3 separate regions of the Mus musculus genome follow, and all the other regions are linked to region 1. A link is a loop called in an ENCODE intact Hi-C map of the cell type or tissue named here. Cell type or tissue: left cerebral cortex. All regions are shown on one strand.

What was found. Hi-C counts contacts between places; a loop is a spot of excess contacts. Peaks named below come from ENCODE experiments on the same cell type or tissue, not always from the same donor. Only the 100,000 strongest peaks of a DNase experiment are listed, where the experiment ranks them.
Region 2: a loop joins it to region 1, with 5 times the contacts of the local background. A loop is called at or near these places in 3 of 42 quality-filtered maps.
Region 3: a loop joins it to region 1, with 3 times the contacts of the local background. A loop is called at or near these places in 3 of 42 quality-filtered maps.

The regions. Positions count from the first base shown.
Region 1 is chr12:88,705,614-88,713,613 of GRCm38, forward strand. No RefSeq gene overlaps it. Among named protein-coding and RNA genes, the nearest start is that of Nrxn3, 85 kb to the right of the region's middle. In left cerebral cortex, CTCF peaks have their summits at 558 and 3,821; DNase peaks (open chromatin) are centred at 2,375 and 3,754; H3K27ac peaks cover 619 bases.
Region 2 is chr12:89,373,138-89,381,137 of GRCm38, forward strand. The region is part of intron 9 of Nrxn3 (neurexin III); the gene reads left to right. Among named protein-coding and RNA genes, the nearest start is that of Gm40537, 400 kb to the left of the region's middle. In left cerebral cortex, a CTCF peak has its summit at 4,335; DNase peaks (open chromatin) are centred at 899, 3,247, 3,654, 4,012 and 1 more place; H3K27ac peaks cover 4,023 bases.
Region 3 is chr12:88,949,925-88,957,924 of GRCm38, forward strand. The region is part of intron 3 of Nrxn3 (neurexin III); the gene reads left to right. All of the region lies in intron 2 of Gm40537 (a long non-coding RNA gene), which reads right to left. Among named protein-coding and RNA genes, the nearest start is that of Gm40537, 19 kb to the right of the region's middle. In left cerebral cortex, no CTCF peak of the experiment used is centred here; DNase peaks (open chromatin) are centred at 3,272, 3,452, 4,084 and 5,985; H3K4me3 peaks cover 1,430 bases; H3K27ac peaks cover 3,728 bases.

The DNA of each region.
Region 1 (8,000 bases):
TTATACCTTTCTCAGGACCTGTGGGAAGCTAATCTGAGATGTACATTTTGTAGATGATCATGAGACAAAAAAAAAGTTGCTAGGATGTTTTAAAAATAAAACAAAAGACAAAATAAGAGCTTTAAGATAAGGTTATTATCAGCCTAGTTCAGTCTTAAACCTTTATAGTTGGGCTAAAGATACAAATCATGGCACTTTAAAGACTTAGCCCATGAAATAATTTTGCTCATATGTGTTGCCTAGCTTGATACTGACAAAACTTGTTTTCTGTGGGGAGGTAACTCCAAAGCAACCAGAGAGGAGGCAAGCTCTATCACCGCAAGGTTTTGGGCACCCAGGCTCCCTGCTATCTCTGTGGTATCAATTGTCCTAGGAACCTCACACTCTATCTGAGTAGACCCTGTACATTTATCCGATTGATTTCTATCCCCTCCCTCTACCATATGTCCTTCTTAAAGGACCTAATTGCTTCAATGCCTGCTCATAGAACCAAAGATTCTAAAAGCTGTCCTTCCTTCTATTCCCCTAGTGGCCCTCTGCTGCCCCCACCTGCCTCAAGTCCTCACTAACTGTAGTGGTCCTCAAGTCCTACCCTGTTCCTGTTACAATTCTGAGAACATCCTAACATCGCCTCTCTGTTATCTGGTTTAGTTCTCATATACTTTGGTTAAATAGAGTTTCCACTTTACAGATGGAGAAACTAAGGCTCGAGATGGGTGGTCCCCTGCAGCTTATGGGAAATGAATGTACAAACTCAGTCCCACGTTTTCTGTTTCCTGTTTTCTTTATTCCTTTCAGAGAAGCAATGAGAGGTGATCTGAGAGAAGTGGAAACTGGCCATTGCAGGTGACTATGAGATCATGTAGAAGAGTGGACCACTGAATTCATGGGAGGATGCTGTTACTTTCTTGGTCTCATTCCTAGTGCCATGTACAATCTTCTTATCATGGACTTGGGCAGCAAGAAGATAGACTCCCTTTTGCAGCTCAAATCAGGAATCAGAGAGATGAAAAGCATAACACAGACTCTAGTGGCCTGAACAAGGCAGGAACATTATCATCATCTGCCCAAATTCAACCAAGAGAACTGAAAGGAACTGAATAAGATATAATGAGGGTTCATGAAGACAGTATATAGAATTAGGAAGCCAGGAAGCTGGAAGATAGATCCAGAGCTAGCTCACCACAGAGGATCCTGGCGATGAGTCCGATTACACTTGAGGCTCATCTACCTTCCCTTAGCTTTCACCATCAAACCCAATGCCAAGAGTGATGGAAGGGGAAGATGCAGTTGCTGGGAACTGACACTTGCTGGCGGAAGGGTTGTGAAAGAGACATTTCTTTGACATCAAGCTTAATAAATAATCCATTATCTTAAGCACACATAATTGCTTTCACAGGAATTGGAGAGTGCTCTGTTCCTAATAGTGCATTGTCCTTTGTGTGGTGGCAGCAAGAGATGATCCTGACTCTAAACAGCTATATTCATGTACAGTGTTCACAGCCACATTCCTGTGTTCAGCTACCCTGGATAATGGCTTGAAGGATTCATGACTCGAGGCTCTAAAACACAGTAGAATGTGTACAGGGCTTATTAAACCAGTGGTGATACAATTATGGAGAGGCTAGAAGTCAAGTTCACATAAGAATATGGTGGCAAATAGCACCAAGCAACAGGAGGTCATAACTGGGGTACAGAAACTGTGCTTCTTCTGGGCATATCCCAGTAGTGGGGCAAAGGAGTTACTAAGACTTCCCCAAATTGAAGGAATATCTGTTCCATCCACAGAGACGGTGAACGTAGCCTTAGCCAGTTATGTGAAAGGCTTAGTTAGCTATTCCCCTTTCCTCCTTCAGTGGGCATAATGGATCTGTAAACACAGTTTGCAAGTTACTTTTGATTCAAGATTTTAGCTAAAGATGACTGTGGAAAAACATTACAAATTCCCTTTTCCATTGTTCAATTTTGTTCAATCGCTCATCAATTCAAAACTGTATTATAGCCTTCTGTGATGAATGAGAAGCCACACAGTGTGATGGTATTGCCGACGATACTTCAAAAAAGAGAGAGATGCCTGCTCTCTGTGAGGTTAAATCTGGATAGGGGCATGGAAACAGAAAGATCTAATGTAAGATAAGACTAGGGAAGGAAATGGTTATTGTGGAAGGCGGTTATAGACGACATCTCGGAAGACATCATGGAGGAGGTAGCTTTTGATCTGAGCTTTGAGGCATGAACATAATGTTAGCTTGATGAGGAGATTGGAAGGAAGAAAAGTGAAGAGGGGGTGTTGGGCTGAGGGGGCAGCATGGGCAAAGAATAGAGGTGTGAAAGCATGTAGTAACTCAGAAAAGGTGATCAGTACACTGTGGCTGCCACTGAGGAGGTGGCTGAAGGGATGTGGCCTGAAATACTTAGTATCTCCAAGGAGAAGACTCCAAGTAATTATATAATCCTCCCACTTATGTTGGCTGGTAGGCAAAGGACCTAGAGGGGGCCAGGTTTAAAAATAACCCATTATCTGAAGCACACGTAATTGTCTCCACACAGTTTCCCTTTCTATGTAGAGCCACAGAAAACTACAGCTTATGGTGGGGTGTGTTTGTAGGCTCACATTCTATTTTTCTTTTATTTTTGAGATTGTAATATAATTACATAACTTCTTCCTTCCCTTTCCTGCATTCATTCAGGACAGTTCCAGCTCAGGCATCCCTAAACCCTAGTCCTGACGTACATATTACTTGATAGAACCTTAAGTTCCTTCTCGCTCTGGGGGAATAGCAAGGGGAATAGCAGAAATGTTTTGGGAGTCTCTTGGACAGCCCCGAACAACAAAGCCTTCCAAAGAAGGCTTCTCATGTCTGGTATTGGGGCTTTTGTTAGGTGGTCTCAGCTCTTTTTTTTTTTTTTTTAGGTTTTTCTCTTTGTGTAAGCATTGTCAGCCCAAATGGGGAAAGTTCATTTAATCTCTATATATTCATACACAGAATTATGCATATTATTGTATGCTTTTTTTACATAAAGAGTTAACAGTATGATTCCATAGGACTTTTCAGATACAATTATTATTTTGTCTAAAGAACCTCCCTTTTTTTCCTTTCTCTGATCAGATCCCTTGTAGCCTGCAATCCCCATCTCTGTTACTCCTCAACCTACTCTGGCAATGGTTCCTTTTTACTTTCCTGTTTTCTGCAGTTATTCCAAGATGTGTACTATACACACTCAGTCATTCCTAAGCATCCATATCTCACTATCTGGTTGCTAGTGTGTGGACTTCCACAGTGAACTATGCAGAAGGCCAAGTGACAATTAAACAAATATCATTGAGCTTGGCAAGAGGAGATAGATGCACTCTGAAAGTTAACTTGAATAATTTCAGACTCCGGACCTCCCACTAGAGTGAAAAATGATGTTTATTGGAGGGAAGCTTAGAATTAATCCTCCAAAATGATAGTAAAGTGAATTCTTTCCCAGTTCTGCTGTGGCTGCTCTTCTTCCCGTTTCTGCTTATTTCTTATTCTGTTTCTTATTATTGTAATGAACTCTGTTCTCCAAAATGGATAAAGTCACCATTCCTATAAGATCAGTTTTGTCTGGTGTGACCAGCTTGATCGGATCACAGTTTAGATTGCAGCTTTTGAATTCACTTGGACGTTTAACTTCTGGTGGGGGAGGGGTGAAAGGGAAATAAAAATGCCGAGTTGGCACAAAAGTAGCTGCACGGATCAGTCAGCTGTCTCCAGGCCCATTCTCTCCAGACTTACTAGTTTTTTTTATTGAGTATCAGGGTTTGAATTGCAGCGGCCATGGGGTTTCACTAGGGGTCATCGGTGTGCAGTCTGGGTGACACTCTGTGAAGAATGCTGGCTCTTCAGTACCCTGCGGAGCCGCCTGGGAGCTCTCCGTGGTGCTGAAGACAATATCCCTCTCTACGAAATTTGAGGGGAAATTGTCTCCTCAGTTCTAAAAATTTCTTTGTTTTGCACCACGAATGGGACAATATGAAATTAGAGTTTAGATGAAACCAGATCTTTAAACTTATAGAATGGATGTCCAACCTAAAATTAATGAAGATTTCACACTTTGCTTTATTATAAAACGCCAACTGATTGTTTTAGAATTTATTATAATATAATAATAATAATAATAACAATTATTATTATTACAGTTTTTGGTTTAGATGATGAGAAAATGAAAGTAAGTGCTTTGATTAGTTTCAGTGAATGTATTATTATTTATTGGAAGCACAAACAAAGAGTTATAATTCATTTATTCCACAAACTGTTAGTATGCTAAACTGTATGCTAGGCTTGGGCACACTTAAGGCTCATAAGGATCAACTGGGTGAACCCAGAATGTTGTATTTCTTAGCAAATGTTGTAATCTTGTTAGTAAGATCACTGGTCTTCAGACAATGGTTCTAGCCAAGGAGATATCAGAGAAAGTGCCTAGAGGATGTGGGGCCTCCTTTTATAACTTCTGTAAACTGGGTGTGGTTAGGTACTGATGCTTATTTGGAGTCTTGATGAGATTCTAAAGGAATTATAGTTTTCTACAATTCTACATGCACTGCATCTTCACCTCTGCCTGTTTTTTGAAACCTCTTTAAGCTTAGGTCTGAAATCAGCTTCCTGCTGGGATCTGCCTCATCCAATTTGCACAGGGGTCTTTGCACTGATTGCCTTGAGGAGTGGTCTGGGAGGATGCCTGATGTTGATATGTGCATGAATGTTCATGAAGGGTTGCAGCTGGGGATGAATATGGTAATACTTATACAACACTTACCAGACTCTGTGATTTATTCTAAGTGCTTTACATAAGTTAAATTATTTAATTATCACAACCTTTGAAGAGAGAGCAACTATTATTGTAACTATTTAAACCGTTCTAAAATTATACTCAATCAATTTATATATTCATTGTGTGTATGTGTGTAGGTTCATAGGTGTATGCATGTGGAGGTCCAGTATCTTTCAGGAGATAGTTCTCACCATCCTGTGGGTCCCGTCAATCGCAGTCAGATTGTCAGATTTGGTGGCAAACACCTTTACCCACTGACTAATCTCCATGGCCCTGTAGCTGTTTAAAAGATTTCAAAATAAGGCAATATTTTCCAATTTGTCGAAGATCTCCCAGCTGGTAGATGGTAAAGCCAGGATTTGATAGTAGGTGGTCTGCTGCCATAGTCCCTTGCCTTCAGTACTCAACCACCAAAGGCTAAAAAGAGTGTGTATGTGTCCTGAGCCTCAAAAGTGTGTATTGCATGTTTGATTTTCCCATTTTCCTGTCCTCCCTGTAGCAAATGTCTCACTCCATTTTACAGAATGACTTCTAAGAATGAGACTTATTAATGTCATTACTGAAATTTTATATACATTTTATCTGGAACCTTATCAGTGATGTTTGTCCCACTGTGTTGGAAAGCATCCATGTATTATACGCATGCCATCAGACAAAACTCAGAGCAATAGTTTTTCATGGCTCTATTTTGACTATACAGTGTGAAGTGGGTCATTTTCCCATGACATCGCATGGTTTTGTTTCATTTTTCCCACAGTAGCTATCAGCATTAAAAAATGATGTCTCCTGTGTATGTGTGCTATTGGTGTCTGGTGTCTATCATTACCTGTGGATGTAAAGTATATAAGCAGGAGCTCTGTCTTGTGTTTATTGCTTATTTCCCTGTAATTGATATTACAAATAGGGGAATGAAAATTGAACTATATCTTTGTAGACTCTTAGAAGATTAACACTGAAGGGGAGTTAGTTAACAAATAGATTTGTAAGACCAAATATAGAAGGAAGAATCCATTGTGTGGCTTGTGAAAAAGTTGTAGATAGGAAACCACTTCCAGTTAGTAAAGGCTACTGGCTCTCAGAAGCCCAAGCAAGAACACCTTGCTATGTGTGTCTGAGTATTGCATTTCTCATTGTGAGTTTTTCTCTATGATACCTTATGTTGACGTTAGAGATGAAGGAAATGAGGTGGTCATCTGAACCCATGGGCTTGCTATCCATTTTCCTTGACTTCTCTAGGAAGTTAGAAGAACATCCTGCCCCTTTCCCAGAAACCTGATGTATCACACTCACCCGTATCCAACATATTCAATCAATTTTATAGACTTCCCAGTAATTTTCTTATATGCTTTTTTGGCATAATAGTGCCAACTTCCTCATTTACCAGAGACTGTAGATTCATAGGTTAATTCCCAGTTTGGAAGCAGATGCATCAGAGTATTTGGTGGGGGAAGAGGTCGATTCCCTTGTCCCCATAGTTACATGCCAGATTTTTGTATTTTGAGGTTTCCTTGGTCAACAATGTATTTTCACTATCTAAAATGTATTTTTACCATCAGTGTGTGTGAACATTAGTCACTGAACCCTGTCCCTCTTCATCAGCCTTCACGCAGGACTCTAGTTTGCCTGGGAGGCGGATTTTAGAGTAGAACTTCTGTCTCCTAGAGTCTGAATAACCACTACTTCATCCAGGGAGTAGTGGAAAACATGAGTGTAGAAAAGGAAGGATTCTAAAGGGAGTGTAGAAAAGGAAGGTATAAAAGGCACAGTCTGAGAAGCGGTGCACTACGAGTGAGGGAAAGAAAGAAGCAAGGTAATGAAGCTCATATCTATAACACAAGATCCATTCTTGAAGGACCTGAGGCTAAAATCTTTTGGACCATACCTTTAATTATATCGGAGGACAAGGAAGTGAACCTGTCCTGAAGCTTAGGTTTGAATTCCTTCTCTAAACTTCTTTTCCAGCTTCAAAATTTCCTCTTTTTTGTTTTGTTTTGTTTTGTTTTGGTTTGGTTTGGTTTGGTTTGGTTTGGTTGGTTGGTTTTTTGAGGCAGGGTTTCTCTGTATAGCACTGGCTGTCCTGGAACTCACTCTATAGACCAGGCTGGCTTTGAACTAAAAAATCCACCTGCCTCTGCCTCCCAAGTGCTGGGATTAAAGGCATGCACCACCACTGCCTGGCAAGAATTCCTCTTAATATTAAATGAGATGACATGTGTCAAGCATATGGGGCAGAATAGATGCCACTCTTGCGGGAAGTATCATCAGTTTCTTAAGTGCCCAAATTCTTACATTTTTTTAACTTATTGTTTGCAGGTTTTAGGTATTATAAAACTGATTATCTCTACATTTTTATCTCTCTTTTGGTTTGAGATTTATGTATATGTACATGCAGATACCTTCTGAATGCTGACATTAAAGACATATACTACCATGTCTGGCTTCTGCCTTAATTTTTGAGACAAAGTCTCTTATTGAACCTGTAACCTCACTAATTTGGCTCAACTGGCTGGCCACTGAGCTTCAGGGATCTGCCTGTCTCTGACCCTCCTCCCCTACCCCAGCACAGAGATTACAGATGCTGCTATCCTCATATTTCTATATGGGTCCTGAGCAGCTGAACTTAGGCACTCATATGTGCAGTGCAAAAATTTGTCCAACTGAGCCATCTCCCAGTTCCCTGAAGAACAGACTTTTGTAAGAATGGGTGGTTATATGTTTTGCTTGCAGAGATATTATTGAGATGTTGTATCACTCTGCATTTGCCTAATATGTACTATGCTTTACCCTTTGCTGTCTTGTGAGGAAGGACTTCCTGTAAGAGGAGTATGCAATGGGCATAAGGAGTAACATTTTAGAATACAAGTGCCTAGGTTGGTATAGAAAAGGGTCATAATGAGTTTTAGTGATTTCTTCAGCAAACATATATGACTGGGTGGCAAAATAACTCCAACCATAGAGTCTTGAGGAACTTCCTGGTGAGTAAAGGTTTGACTTGGAAGAATATAAGAATCCAGGGGAATGTTGAGCACACAACTATGGAAGCTCTGGTCTGAGGAGGCGAAAATAGAATGAATGAAGATTGTGGGAAGGAAAGAGAAAGGCTCAAGTTGCAAGGAGAGTGGATCAAGGAGTGGGCTTGTAAGCAGAGCAAAGAGCTGGGGGCGGCTGAGTGGTTTCAGGAAAGCAGATGGTGATCCCTG
Region 2 (8,000 bases), 670 kb after region 1:
TGACACTAAGCTTGACTTGAGGATCTGAAACCTCAAGGTCAAGCCCCCAGTGACACATTTCCTCCAACAAGCCTATACCTCCTAACGGTGTCATTCCCTATGAGCCTATTGGGGCCATTTTCACTCAAACCACCGCACATGGGTACACACTCCCTGTCTTATCTTAGCACAAGGTGCTATGGGGAGATTCATTTAATTAAAAGAAAATTAAAATCTGAGTAAGTATGTTAATTTTCCACTGATGTTCCCATGTGTATTTAGGAGAATACCATAGCTTTTAGAGCATTAAAGAAGATTAACAGTAGAATAGTGTTTAGTGACTTTACTTAATTCTTTTTCTGTCTTCAACTGGGCTTCAATACACGCATGTAAGAATGCTGAATCTCCATCTATGGGTCAGTGGTAGCAAGTGTTTTAAGGGGAATGTTTTGAAATATATGTGTTGATCATGTTTAGGGCCAAATCTACCACATTTCTATTGTACACATCCCACTGAACTTCTGACTTTTGACAAGAATGAAATGTTACATTGATTATCTACAGAAGCTTCATTGAATAGCATTTAAAGCTTAGCAAATATTTAAAATATTTCACATAACCTTATAGTCAGGAATTGTATTTCAAAGACCATTTTCTTATATAATAACCATCTTTAATGAAAAAAACAAAACAAAACAAAAGTCTTGGTCTGACACTGAAGTTAAGTAAGCTGCAAAAATAATGTTTCCCAAATTTCTTTGGAATGGGATGGTAGAAATATAATTTTCTCACTAACCCACTTGGAAGGCCAAAGCTGTGTGATTTGTCACAGTAAAGCTCCCACTTTCACTTTCAAGCCATAGCTTGTAGGTGTCAGTTTGATGACACGAATCATGATGTTCAGTGGAAAGGATCCTGATGCATTCATTCATTTATTGATGATTTACACTGAATTTTCACATTTCCTAGGAAGCCCCATGATGTGGAGTCCCAGTAGGAGTACAGTCACAGTCTACGAACACCCACATAATTACCATTACTACTTACAGTTGCTTTATAAACAGTGGAACAGCCACTGAGGGATAGGAAGTTGTTCTTGCTTCTCAGCCTTTTGGAATCTCATATGAAAGACGTCAGCTAGAAGGTCCTCTGCTTCCCTTGGCCTTGGTGGGAGAAACCCTCTAAAAAGAATCTCTTTGGTTTATTTTTTAAAAAATTGTTTCAAACTCAAAAACAGGTTAGCTTTGTTTCATGGATCAAAAATAGTTATCAGAGTTTTTAATTGCACGTCATTATATCAATCAAACTGTCAGTGAAGCTCCAGTAAGATGTTAATGCTATTGAGTACTCTGTTCCATCATTTTTGCTGAGAATCGTTCCTGATTCCAGGTGTGACTGCTTAGCCCAATGTTTTACCTGAGAAGGAGGCAGCCATTCATGGAAAACAGCTGTAACTACAGGAGTTCGGATATTTTATAATTAAAATAGTAATGCTTGAGAGTTTCCAAATGGGCTTTGTAAGAGTCAAGGTACAGTTTAATCTGTCTCCCTCTTCATATGGGCCTTGGACAAATCTTCCCTGTGCCTTGCTACATAAAAATGACTAATCTCACGCATTTTCTCAGTGGGGAAAAGAAGAGGACGGGAAGGTGAATGAATGCTTCAACATGGCCAGATCATAGGCAGTCTCCACTGGAAGCCAGGGGAATCTCCTGAGACACTTGCCTCCAGCTTTCAAATGCAAATGGACCTTGACTATGGTGCAATTAATATTAGGTCCAATCTTGTGATCAGAGAAAACTGAACACTCTTAACACTATCTTTGTTACTGAAGACTTTTAATCCCATAGAAGACTAATGATGTCAAGGAAGACTTTGAAGTGGGAATCCCCATGTAGGCTGGGATGTGTTGGTTTTCTTGAAATTCTATTGAGCCCTGTGTAAGAGATAAGACTCATGCTTTTTATGGGTCATTGTTTCCGGAACATGTCACTGAGTTCTGCTCATGAAACAGCTGCTTGGAGGGAAGATAAAAAAATCTAAAGCTCTCTAATCTAGGGATAGTGGATGGACATTTTTGGAGATGACATGCCCTCATCTGCCATGCCACCTACGTGAAGTCAACTACAGCCACCAGTGACTGTTTAGCTTTCCCACGTGCTTTCTCTAGGGTTTGGAAAATAATTTGTGTTGGTTTTTTTTTTTTTTTTGAGCTCTTTAGCAACTATAGTAACTAATACACAGTAAGTTGCTCACTGATCCTGGTTATGCTATTTCTCAGTTCTTCCTCATCCCTCTTGGGAATAGTCTCTTTCTTCAAACGCCCTTGCAGTCCTTCCAGCAGGGGCCCTTGCAGGGTCTCAGGAGTCTTCAGTCATCCCAGTGTCCACCTACCTTTGAAGTACAGCAAGACAGATATCCTTTGGACTGAAGAATGAACATTTGACTTTGTTCCCATGTGTACTCTGAGAAATGCAAATCATTTTCAGCTTTCTGTTTCTATTTTCAAGAAAAGAGTCAAATCAACTTGATATAGAGGAAGGATCTCAGACCAGGAAAACTTTCTTGGAGGAAGTATTTGGAGAGAGAAAAATATTCAATGATTTTGAGCCTTGAGAATGGAGAAAAGTTAACTTGGGATGGTTACAATAATAGAGAGTAGGTATCTGCAGCTATCCCAAAACTGAGGGGCAGGGGAGCCAAATATTTTAAGAACTCTGAATTTCAGGCACTGTGAATAAAATTAATGTTCATTTTCTTAAGTAGTACTTTCAACAACCCTGCCAAAGAGGCATGAAGATTCCCTTTTGAAGAAAGGAGACTTAAGTGTATTCAACAATATTCATACAATATTTATTGAGTGCCTGTGTTTTTAAGTGCTAATAATGTAGCTGTGAACAAGACAGCTTGTATTTTGCAAAGAAGAGTGAGATAATTTGCAAGTGTAAGTAACAAGTAGAAGAAACAGGAATGGGAGGGGCCAGGTATCAGAGGACAGATAGGACAGGTGTCCCTAAGGAGGGGCCAGTGAGCTGAGATGAGAATGAGCAATGAGAACCATCCCTGCGGGGGAAACAGTGCCGAAAGCTCTATTAGCTTAAAGGTGGGGACAAAGCAGCTGTGTTCCTATGACAGAGAGAAGACATGTCCCTAAAGAGCTAAGAAGAACATGCACTGGTGTTGGGAGCGGAGAGTTACAAAGCTAGGTGTGTACCTGGCAGGGCCTTCTCAATCCGAGAAGAAGATAAATATTATTTTAGGAAACAACAGGAAGCTTAAGGGAATGTGTTATATCCTGAATACTGTGATCTAGCTTACATTTTCTGGCATCCAAGAGGCTGAGAAATGTATTTAAGGCGAGGCAGGTGCAGAGGGATGACAGAAGCAGTCCAGTTGATTACCGGAGCCCTACAGCCCTCTGCCTCTGAACCTGTCACCTTTGATTTCAATGCAGTGCATGTCCACTATGCAGGTATTGGAAAAGAAGAAGAAACCTTTTCTTTTAGGAAAAAAATTAACTAGGGCATTTAATGCCATCCCTGGAATCCCACCACTTTGCTTACTTCTGAGTCATGGTCCTTAGTAGCTTCTGTAGTACTGTTTTTGAACTCCTATAACCAAGTTGTGGTGAGAAGGCTTCTGTGGCAAGCCACTTTCATCTGAAGGTGCCCTGGAACAGGGTTGCTGATTTCTTTTTCTTCCTGTAAGACACGGATGTGTTGCCAAAAAACATCACCAAAACATGTTAAATGATAGTGCAAGAAGCAGACAGAATTGAGCCACTTTATCCTTTACTGCTAAGTCAAGAATTCAGTTACAGGAAGGAGAGAGAGAGAGAGAGAGAGAGAGAGAGAGAGAGAGAGAGAGAGAGAGAGAGAGAGAGAGAGAGAGAGAGCTGCTTGAGATTTTTTTTTTTGTACATCATTGCAGGCTCCCTTCGCCTCCCTCCTCCTTTCTCCCTTCTCCCTCCTCTCAGCCCACCCCCAGTCCATCTGCGATGCTTGAATTTTTACAGGGCTCTTTGTGTAAAGACAGTAAAGCCTTAATCATGTCTCCTGTATTGTGTATATCTCCTACATCTATCTACTTGTGGCAGTTGTTTACACGGTCTCCTCTCTTGGCTGCCTGCTCATTATCATATTATTGATCAGCCAATCTTTGGTGGCTCAGGTTGGGGAGGGGTTGGGGAAATAGGTAAATTGGAGAACTGGTGGGGGCGGGAGTTGGACAATCAGTTTTAAGATGGTTCCAAAAATAGCTCAGTCAGGCTGACGATAGCTCAGCTTGCAGCAGGCCCTTATGGGATTTATGCTCTTCACAGAGATTCAGTGCTGAAATATATTCCACCAGCTGTTCTTGCAGTTGGGAGCTGGTGGCAGCAGGGGGCTGACTCTCCTTCAGGAGGAGGAGGAGAAATTGGGATAGGCTTGGGGTAAGGCAGACACCTCCACAGGATGACACCCTGCACCTTATACACACACCTGAGCCTTATACATGCCTGATACCACACACACACACACACACACACACACACACACACAAGGTACAGGGTATTTGTGTTGTTTCTAAGCTTTGCTTTTGTCACATGACATCTGCTTTCTTTTTCTCTCCTAGCTTTTCTTTCTTTTTGTTTTTATTATTTTCTTTATTTACATTTCAAATGCTATCCCCTTTCCTAGTTTTCCCCTCTGAAAACTCCCTATCCCCCCACCCCTCCCCCTGCTCACCAACCCACCCACTCCCATGTCCTAGCCCCGGGCATTCCCTATACTGGGGCATCTAGTCTTCACAGGACCAAGGGTCGATCCTCCCATTGATGACCTACTAGGCCACCCTCTGCTACATATGCAGCTAGTGCCATGAGTCCCACCATATGTACTCTTGGTTGGTGGTTTAGTCCCTGGGAGTTCTGGGAGTACTGGTGAGTTCATATTGTTGTTCCTCCTATGGGGCTGCAAACCCCTACAGCTCCTTGGGTCCTTTCTCTAGCTTCTTCATTTGGGACCCTCTGCTCAGTCCAATGGATGACTGTGAGCATCCACTTCTATATTAGTCAGGCACTAGCAGAGCCTCTCAGGAGACAGCTATATAAGGCTCCTGTCAGCAAGCACTTGTTGGCATCCACAATGGTGTCTGGGTTTAGTGATTGTATATGGGATGGAACCCCAGGTGGGGACAGTCTCTGGATAGTTATTCTGTCAGTTTCTGCTCCACACTTTGTCTCTGTAACTTCTTCCATGGGTATTTTGTTCTTCTAAGAACGATTGAAGAATCCACACTTTGGTCTTCTTTCCTCTTGAGTTTCATGTGGTTTGTGAATTGTATTTTGGGTATTCCGAGCTTCTGCACTAATATCCACTTGTCAATGAGTGCATACCATGTGTGTTATTTTGTGATTGGGTTACCTCACTCAGGATGATATCCTCCAGTTCCATCCATTTGCCTAAGAATTTCATAAATTCGTTGTTTTTAATAGCTGAATAGTACTCCATTGTACAAATGTACCACATTTTCTGTATCTGTTCCTCTGTTGAGGGACACCTGGGTTTTTTCCAGCTCCTGGCTATTATAAATAAGGCTGCTATGAACATAGTGGAGTATGTGTCCTTATTAAATGTAGAAGCATCTTTTGGGTATGCTGAGGAGTGGTATTGCTGGATCTGTCCTTAAGTAGTACTATATCCAATTTTCTGAGGAACCGCCAAACTGATTTCCAGGGTGCTTGTACCAGCTTGCAATCCCACCAGCAATGGAGGAGTGTTCCTCTTTCTCCACCACCTCACTAGCATTTGCTGTCACCTGAGTTTTTGGTCATAGCCATTCTGACTGGTGTGAGGTAGAATCTCAGGGTTGTTTTGATTTGCATTTCCCTGATGACTAAGGGTGTTGAACTTTTCTTTAGCTGATTCTCAGCCATTCAGTATTCCTCAGTTGAGAATTATTTGTTTAGCTCTGTACCTGATAAACAACTTCAGCAAAGTAGCTGGATATAAAATTAACTCAAACAAATCAGTGGCCTTCCTATACACAAAGGATAAACAGGCTGAGAAAGAAATTAGGGAAACAACACCCTTCACAATAGTCCCAAATTATATAAAATACCTTGGTGTGATTCTAACTAAGCAAGTGAAAGACCTCTATGATAAGAACTTCAAGTCTCTGAAGAAAGAAATCAAAGAAGATCTCAGAAGATGGAAAAAACTCCCATGCTCATGGATTGGCAGGATTAGTACATTAAAAATGGCCATCTTGCCAAAAGCAATCTACAGATTCAATGCAATCCCCATCAAAATTCCAACTCAATTCTTCACAGAGTTAGAAAGAATAATTGGCAAACACATCTGGAATAACAAAAAACCTAGGTAGTGAAAAATATTTTCAACAATAAAAGAACTTCTGGTGGAATCACCATCCCTGACCTCAAACTGTACTACAGAGAAATTATAATAAAAACTGCATGGTATTGGTACAGTAACAAGCAGGTTGATCCGTAGAATAGAATTGAAACCCAGAAATGAACCCACACACCTATGGTCACTTGATCTTTGACAAAGGAGCTAAAACCATCCAGTGGAAAAAAGACAGCATTTTCAACAAATGGTGCTGGCTGAACTGGCAGTTACCATGTAGAAGAATGCAAATCAATCTATTCTTCTTGTACAAAGCTCAACTCCAAGTGGATCAAGGACCTCCACATAAAACCAGATACAATGAAACTAATACAAGAGACCATTGGGAAGAGCCTTGAGCACATGGGCACAGGGGAAATTTTCCTGAACAGAATACCAATAGCTTATGCTCTAAGATCAAGAACTGACAAATAGGACCACATCAGCTATTTAAAACAATTGATTTATGAAATTCTTGGACAAATGGATGTATCTGGAGGATATCATCCTTAGTGAGGTTACCCAATCACAAAAGAAGTCATTAGATATGCAATCACTGATAAGTGGATATTAGCCCAGAAACATAGAACACCCAAGATATAATTCGCAAAACACAAGAAAATCAAGAAGAGGACACTGTCAATAGGACAAAACAGCAACCAATGGATTGGGAAAAGATCTTTACCAATCCTATATCTGATAGAGGGCTAATATCCATATATACAAAGAACTCAAGAAGTTAGACTTCAGAGAACCAAATAACTCTCCTATCATTTCTTAATAGTAGAAAGGATAAATAAGAAGATAATGTTTATTTGCATCAATGTTTTCATATTTTGATTGTGGTTCAAGCTTATTGAACATATGAGTAGAACCTTCTATTTGTTCACTCAGCTTCACAGAAGTCAAAAACTTACAGTCACACTTTAATCTCATCCAAGACCTTTACACTTAGAAAGCCACTTCTGCATGAGTGTTAAGCCTACTGCTGAAATATAAATAAGTGTAACATTGGTAAATTTACTTAAGACTGTGTCACATGGAAAACATATTTTTCTTCACATTCTTGTTGCAGTCATTCTGCCCCTTCGAAATAATATTGCATGTTTTTGGTGGCTTCATAATCCACTCTCTTTCCAGCTACTGTGCCTCCATATAGCCTGTTTCTCAAAGTGCTGTAGGAACGCTCCATAGAATTTGACAAGCTTCTACCTTGCTCTGACACATATGATACACTGAATCCTTTTAAGCTTTCTTTCAAAATGGGTCTATTTCACCCAAAACTGTACCTGCCTGTCTTAGGGTCTTGTTGCTGTGCAGAGACATAATGACCAGGGTGACTCTTTTAAAGGCAAACATTTAATTGGGGATGGCTTACAGTTTCAGAGGTTTAGTCCATTATCATCATGGTGGAAAGCAGGGCAGCATGCAGGCAGACTTGGATCTAGAGGAGCTGAGAGTTCTACAACTTGATCAGAAGGCAGCCAGGAGGAGACTCACTTCTGCACTGGATATAGCTAGAGATTATATGAGACCTTAAAGAAGTGACACATTTCTTCCAGGGCCATCCATACTCCAATAAGTCCACACCTCCTTACAGTGCCACTCCCTATGGCCAAGCATTGAAACACA
Region 3 (8,000 bases), 240 kb after region 1:
AATCCGTTTTTTTTTTTCTTTAAGATAATTTTTTCCAAGAGTAGAAGAGATATATTAATTTGCTGTTGTTACTTAACCTTGAAGCTAAGATCCATTTCTTTCCACTCCTAAACAAGAGGGAAAAGGCAGAATGACTATCCTGAAACTTTCAGTCATCTCTAGAAACTATCTGACTTGTCTTCTTTGACCTGACAGCACTTTGACTGGCAGCGCCTCTAGAACCTCAACTTGTCAAGGCAACAGTTTTGTATTCTTTAGAAGAACTTTACCTGCTTGTCAGTTTGTCAACCCTGAAGTATTTACTTCATTTCCAGGGATGCTGAACTCTCAAAAATATGCTAGAAAAAAAAATTCATGGACCCAAGAATCCTTAAGGGCATGGGTTTCGATGAGCAGATGAGGGTTCTTAAGCAATATTGGACACATGCTCTTTCCATGTATAACATAGTTTATAATCCCTCTCCAAAATTGTGGAATTAATATAAATGCTGGCCTATTTCTATTTCTGCTCTTCTTCTCCACCCCCATTGACTGCAAGGCTGGGGTCTTATACCAGCTGCTCCTTAATTAATAATGATGGGCTGTCCTGATTCATCATCTCTAGGTTCTACTCTGCACTGTACCATTCACAAGTATGATAATGAAAGGTGTCTGTGTTCATTTGAACTATTATAAAATCATATGGGACTAGATTGTTTATAGAACTGGGGATTAATCCTGGAATCTCAGAGACACATTCTCTCAATGAGATATTTTTGCAGCCATCTGGGTAATTTATAAACAACCAAAATGTGCATTCTGATCTTCTGAAGCTGGGAAGCCCAAGATTAAGTTACTAGCAGATTCAGTGTCTGGTGAAGGCTGCAATTATTACATCATTCTCTGATCCTCTTTTATAAAATGTTAATCCATTCCTAAGAGTAGAGCTCTCTGGGCTTAGTCACTTCTCAGGAGTTAATACAACCAAAAATGGGGATTACATTTCAATGTGGATTTCGGAGGAACACAAGCTTGAAACTCAAAACAAAGACAAGGTTTCCTGTCCCTCATCTTGTACAAATAGCTCGTATCTGGCAATGGACCACTTTGTAACTAGTATGAAGCTAACTGGCACACATGAAGATCAAATCCATAATTCATGCTCAATTGCAACTCATCAGGTGAGCTAATCAGTAAAGTCTAAGAGCAACACTCAAAGAAAGACCCAATGAACCAATTTATCCATCATTTATAAGTCATTGGTTTAGAATGGTTTTAAAGTCTTGGTCAGATAAGAGTGAGAGGTTGTAGAGGCTGGACTATATCCCTAGTTTGCTACATTCTAATACTAGAGCAGTTTAAAGGAGTCACTGGACCTGTTTAAATGGTGTTTCTGCCTTAAAGCACGTAGTGAGTGATGAATCACTGGATGGATGAGGAATTTCTGTGCGTGGTGTGGTTTATTATACATTGTACGCTGTGTGCTCTGCACCACTGACCTGCTTACAATCAATGTGTGTTCTTCTGAATATTGATAAGATGAGCGATGTGATACTTTCTGTCTACCCTGAGGACGTTGGGAGTATGAATAAGCTAACATTTTGAAGAAAAGGTTTATAAGCAGAACTTTTCACTTGATCGCCAGAAAAGCCTAAATTAGTAAAAAGTCAGAATAAGTAATTGCTTAGAATTTTAAAAACCTCACATTCAACAGTGAGAACATTCATCAACAAGAACAATAATTTATTAAGTGGCTTAGTAGATCTATTTGTTGAATATCTATGACGGTTCATTGGAAATTTGTATTTACATGAATTTTAATCAAGAAGGTCCAATTCCAAGTGTTTAATAGTAGTTTGTCATTATGAGGAACTTGCTTGTTCCTTTTAAGATCTCAAGCCCAGGAGTATGTTCTTTAATAAGCCTTTTGTATAGCAGAGGGCTGACCTGTGATCTATGGTCACATACAAATGACCATAGATTTTTAAATATAAAGTAGAAAGGGCATAGTGGTTTACTATGAGTATATGCTCAATGGGGTACCATATGATGGTTAAAAAGTCTGAAATGTTAGATGTGTGGCTTCCAATCCTGAGAAAGTCTATGACCATGGACACCTTGCCTTGTGTCTCTGAAATGCTATGTGCTCATTTCTAACATTAGGAAAATAACTGTGCTGACTAGTTTTATGTCAAATTGACAAAAGCTAGAGTTATCAGAGAGAAATGAAGCTTGAGAAAAATGCCTCCATAAGGTTGGGCTGTCGGTAAGCCTGTAGGGCATTTTTCTTAATGTTTGATGGGAAGGGCCCAGCCCATTGTGGATGGTGACACTTTCTGAGCTGGTGGTCTTGGGTTCTATAAGAAAGCAGACTGTGAAACCATGGAGAGCAAGACAGTAAACAGTGTTCCTCCATGGTTTCTGCATCAGCTCCTCCCTCCAGGTTCCTGCCCTCTTTGAATGCCTGTCCTGACTTCCTTCAAGATGAACAATGATGAAGTGCAAGCCAAATAAACCCTTTCCTCCCCAAATTGCTTTGGTAATAGTGTTTCGTCATAGTAATAGAAACCTAACTAAGACAATAACCAATGATGCACACCTTATAAGATTACTGGGATACTGGATGGTGTAAATCATGGGAAATTCTGTGAACTGTGCCTACAGTGCCATTAAGCTCAACTGCTTCTATTATTAGTAAAATTAACACAATTCAGAAACATTTGGAGATGATGCTCTTTCTCTGTGAGGGGTTAGAGGTAATACCTGAGTCTATCTTTGTTCATATCACGGAATGGCAGCTCCATATATAGTGCTCTACCTCCTTATTCTTGCTTCTTGTCTAAGATAGGAATAAATAGACGACAGGATCAATCTAAAAATATCCTTCAGTGCTTCAAGTAACCCTAGCGTTTAGGTGACTTAGGGATTCTATATTGGTCTGGAATAAATGGTTTTGGGACCCCTGCATTTATTTCAGAATATCTGTACATTTGCAGTGCCTTGCACCTGAGCTCTGGCCAATAGGAAGAACAGAGCTTGGGCAACTGTTGCAATAGAAAGCTGCTTTTTTTGCAGTGCCTTCTACTTTGCTCACTGCAGTAACAACTCAGCTTTGAAATGTCCTCTTCAGTGATGCATCCTGATCACAGCAGTTATTTAAGGGTTGTGGCTAATAAGAGAGTAGATATCCCTGGTATTTCCCAGAACAGAGTGCTCATTCTGAGAATCTTGGGTCCATGTGACTTCCCGAGTCAGTGATTCACATAAAGACAGAGGATATGTTTGGAACGACACAAGCCTGCCCATTCAAATAAATCCTCCCAGGAAAGGAGGAAACTGTTCAAGAGTCTTCCCTGCTGATCGAAATTCCCACTGTGTGCACAAAACACCCTGTCCCAGGTCCCAGGTGTGTGCAGGTTTCTAATTGCCAGTGCTGCACTAAGATTCGGATGGTGAGAGAAGAGTTGCAAAATCACGAACAACACTGAGGGCGGTATTAGTTAGGAAGAAGGCAGCTTCCTGCACACTGTTGTAGGTGTTAGTGAGATTATCAATTGCTGGCTCCTCCGGCAGAGACACAGGACTGGAGGGCTTGGGGAATGTGGTGGCCCCTCTCTTCCTTGCTTTTCTCCCCTATTCCCAAGGTTATGTTTTCCCAGGGATCTGCACTCTGCACTTTCATTTCTGCAGTGAAATTAACTCCAGCTTCTCAGGTAAGTCTTTCAGCTCACCTTAAAGCAAAAGGTTTGTGAGCTGTGGTGGGGCTGGCTCTACCCCATCCTCTTTATATCGGATGTGTTTTCTTAGTGCAAAAGTAGAATTTGGAAGCTTAAATGGGGAGAGTAGAGGTCGGAAGGAACCAGATAAAGTACGTGGCCCTGAGAGAAGAAGAGGTGGGGGAGGTGAAGAGGAAGAAGGAAGGAGACCCTGGCATTTTCTTTCTACAAATCTTACTGTTATTTTTTTTTCTTGGAAATTCTGCCTGTAGGCTGGTACCTGGCTCGGGAACAGGGTCTCAGACATGAATCATAACTGTGATGTTCTTCCCCCACCCCCTGTTTTTGGTTACCGCTGCATAAGAGCAGGCAGACAGAAGCAGGGTTGCACGCTGTCAATACAGGCTGCAGAACTCAATAAGCAGCCAGACAGGGAGTGAAATTGGAGGAGGCAGCTATAGATTTCTCAGGTTATTTCTCGTGAGTTTTTTAGAACTTGTGTGATCCAGGCTTGTCAGATACTATTTTGAGCTGGGCTGAGACAAACACATTCCCTTAGTGTACCAGATGTTGTCTGCAGCCTCCCAATTTCCAGAGGCACCTGGGTTGGCTTCTTTATGGGGAAGGGGTATCCAAACAAGAGGCAGGAATGAGGGAGTTGGAAACTGTGATGAGGGAAATGACAGTTCTACTACTCTAGAATTTGGTAGGAATAGTAATACAATTACTAGGATGGTTATAATTTATTTAGAGACCAAGGACTGTGCATTATTCAGTGTAGTACTTAGATCACAATGGGTACTTAGCAAATTTATGCTGGTGGACAAATAGCACCAACTATCTATTACTTTGGAGTAAATTAAAATTGGAACATCATGTTTTACTTAGAATGGAATAATAATGCTCATTGGAATTATGAGGAAACATGTTCTGCTGAATCATAGAATAATCCCTTCAAGTGGAATTATTTGATTCCACCCTATCTTTCTCTGTCTATTTCATTATTAAATACATAGTGCCATAGGGTTTCAGGTAGCTTATAAGAAAGATTTCATGGAAGTTAATATCACAGGATACAAAAATGAAAAAGGCTATAGCCTTCACCCAATAGTTTGTATCCTGCATTTCTGCAGTAACACAGGTGTTGAAATATAAGGCTGTGCATACTTTTCATATAACCATTCATTTCAGCTTCCTCTTCTGCCAACCCCATGACTGATGCTACAAACAGGGGAAGAGGTAGACGGGTGGCTTTGTCTTCTTTGCATCTTAATGAAGAAAGATAATCAGAGGTAACCATCACACAGGCAATCGAATAATGCATGGTGATAGAACAGTTTGCCTCTGGGCGGCAATAAAGTAGATGATTGGGGTGACCCTTCCCCATTCTTTGGGCTGGACTTGTCTCTGATAGCTATGCAGTGCTTGGCTTTCTCCCCACCACTCTTTGAAACAGAATCAGAAAGGGTATGATCTCCCTTTCCATTTTGCTTAATAAAATATTCTATTATTTTCAGCTGCTAAAATATTCTATTATGGCTGATCACGGCCTCCTTGGTTCAGAGTGTTTGCCATGGGCTAGAGTATATATAAAAGCTGCAGAGGCTGCAGGGGAGCCTGAGTCTCTCTTATAGTGGATGCTGGGATGGGGTTGTGGGTTCCAGGTATCTTATCAGTCTTACAACTGAAGGCTGGGAGAATGCCCGAGAGCCAAGGGGGCCTCAGACAGATGCATGTTGGATAAACTGGGCTCAGCTTATGTTTTCACCTCTGTCTTAGAAATGGGGATGGGTTATGTTCATCCATTGAATCCACACAAAGCTATCGACTTAATAGGGTTCTTGGCATACTCAGAGAATAAAATATCATGTTCTCTCTCCTTATATCATTCCTTTCTTCCCATCCCCCCAAATAGGATTTCATGTAGTCCAGGCTGCCTTCCAACTCCTTGTCTAGCCAAAGGTGGCCTGAGACAGACTTTTAACCCTTTTCCCTTTACCTCCTGAGTAGTGGGGTTGCAGCCATGTGTTACCATGCCTAGTTTATGCAGTGTTGGTGACTGATCAAACCCAGAACTTCCTGCATGTTAGCCAAGCACAGTACCACCCGAGCTACATCTCCAGCCCCAGTAACTGTCTACCTTCTCCCTAAGTAGGGTACTCAACTCCCAGTAATCCCCAAATACTCTATTCCTGGTCTAGGGGATGCTGTTACATTGTCTCATTTATGTTTCTTGTGATAGAAATAAATTTTATCCTATTTCACAGATAAGAAAACCGAGTCATGCATCATTCCATGTACCTTTCCTAACACTGCACAGCTAGTGAGTGGATGAATCTAGACAGAAAATGTTTACTTTAACTGCATTGTAGGCGTCTATGCAAAGGCATATTCAGAAAAGATTCTTTTATGAGATGGTGCTGTGTTTGTGGCTGCAATGTTTGGTTAGGGGAAGTTCAGCCTGGAAGAATAAGAATGAGAGTCAGCCTTGAAAGGTTTACAGACAACAAAAAGAAAGAATCTTAACAAGGGTGATGGTTATTGGTTTATGTAACTGAGATTAATGTCACCATGGTCTGGATTTTCCTGTCTGTGTCACTTGCTTTGTTGGCTTAATTGTTAGGCTCTACCTACTGCTTCTCTGTCAGTGGTTCTCAACCTTCCTAATGCTGCAACTCTTTAATACAATACTTTATGTTGTGATAACCTCCAACTATAAAATTATTTTTGTTGCTACGTCATAACTGCAGTTTTGCTAATATTATGAATCATAATGTAAATATTTGTGTCTTCCAATGATCTTAGACAATCCTGTGAAAGAGTCATTGACCCTCTCCACAAAAGGATTGCAACCTACAGGTTGAAAACCACTTCTCTAGACCCTTCACCCCAACATCTGTAGGGTGACTGTAGTATTCACACACACACACACACACACACACACACACACACACACACACAACACACAAATTCCAGGGTTCATTTTTTTTCTTACTTGTCTAAGCCATGTTAGTGGGAAAAAGAAACTAAAAGAGTATCCAATACCTTTCTCTAGAGAATATTTTGAGACTAATGGAATTGAAAGTTCTCCAGCAGAAAAGCAAGATAGGAAGAAGGAGAAAGAATGCTTGGTAGCCCCCTGTTATCCTCTAGCAGAGAACTGAGTTGAGTATGGTAGTGGGACAGAAAGTCCTTCGTACAGCTGGGGTAGGGGGACGTTTGGATCAGGAGAGTCAAGAAGCCAGCAAAGTCTACATACCATAGTATCTGACCCTCAAGCTATGTTGCTGGATATCTCCATCTTGGACCCCAGAGGCCCTTTGAATAATGAGTTAGAAATCAATGTAGCCAAAGATTGGGTCCACAGTACTGGGAGTGATTGACTATTCATCCCATGAATGCTCCCAAGATGCCTTCTCTCCAATCTGAAGCAACACTAAGTCTGCTCCTTAGTTATCTATCCATGCCCTGGCCACCTCTTTTGCTCTAACTGCTTGGAGGTACTGTTTGTAGAAAAAGAGAGGGCCCCAGGACCTAAGAGTCTGATGCATTGTCCTTAGGCTGTAGCTACTTACACTTTCACTCTCTCTCTACCAACCAAAGCCTAAATTTCCCCAGGGGATCTAAGGTTAGGAGTAGAGAGCTGTATTTTGTCTTCAAAAACAGTTCTTCTTTTATCTTTCTTAGAGAAGCATGAATAGATAAGAAGAAAGGATTATATGCTGGAAGTAATCAAGGCATATATTTAGTCTGGGGCCTGTCTGACTTTGTACAAGTTTTTTTTTTTTTTTTTTTTTTTTTTTAATTTCTGATACTGAGTCCTCAACACAGGTCTTTCCTTCTGTCTTCTTTCTTCAGCAAGAATTATTTTACTGTCAAGCTTTGTTATTCTAGCAGAGCATCCAGGGGTGTCCTTTGGAAGGCTGTTTCTGCCCGTTTGAGTCAAATTAGATGTAGCAGGTGCAAAGGGCTGAAGGAGACTCAATGGTTGATAGAATTATAACCTGAGTCTGTGGCGGCATTTGGACTCCTGGACATTGACCCTTTGAGTCCTGTACTGAAGTGATCCGTCAGCTTTCCTCAGTCTGTACTGAATTTATCTGTGGGTGATCACATTGCCCCTAGTCATGTTTGGGAATAATCCTACTAACATGACTTCTCCTCTTTCTTTTCTGCTTTTTGGTACCATGGGCAGAAAAAAGGTATATCCTTTATGTATCTCAGCAGTCCAGCAAGTTTTGTTAATTGTATATCCAAATCCCCTTTAAACCTATGTCACCTCTTTCATTCTTAGTGTTCCAATGT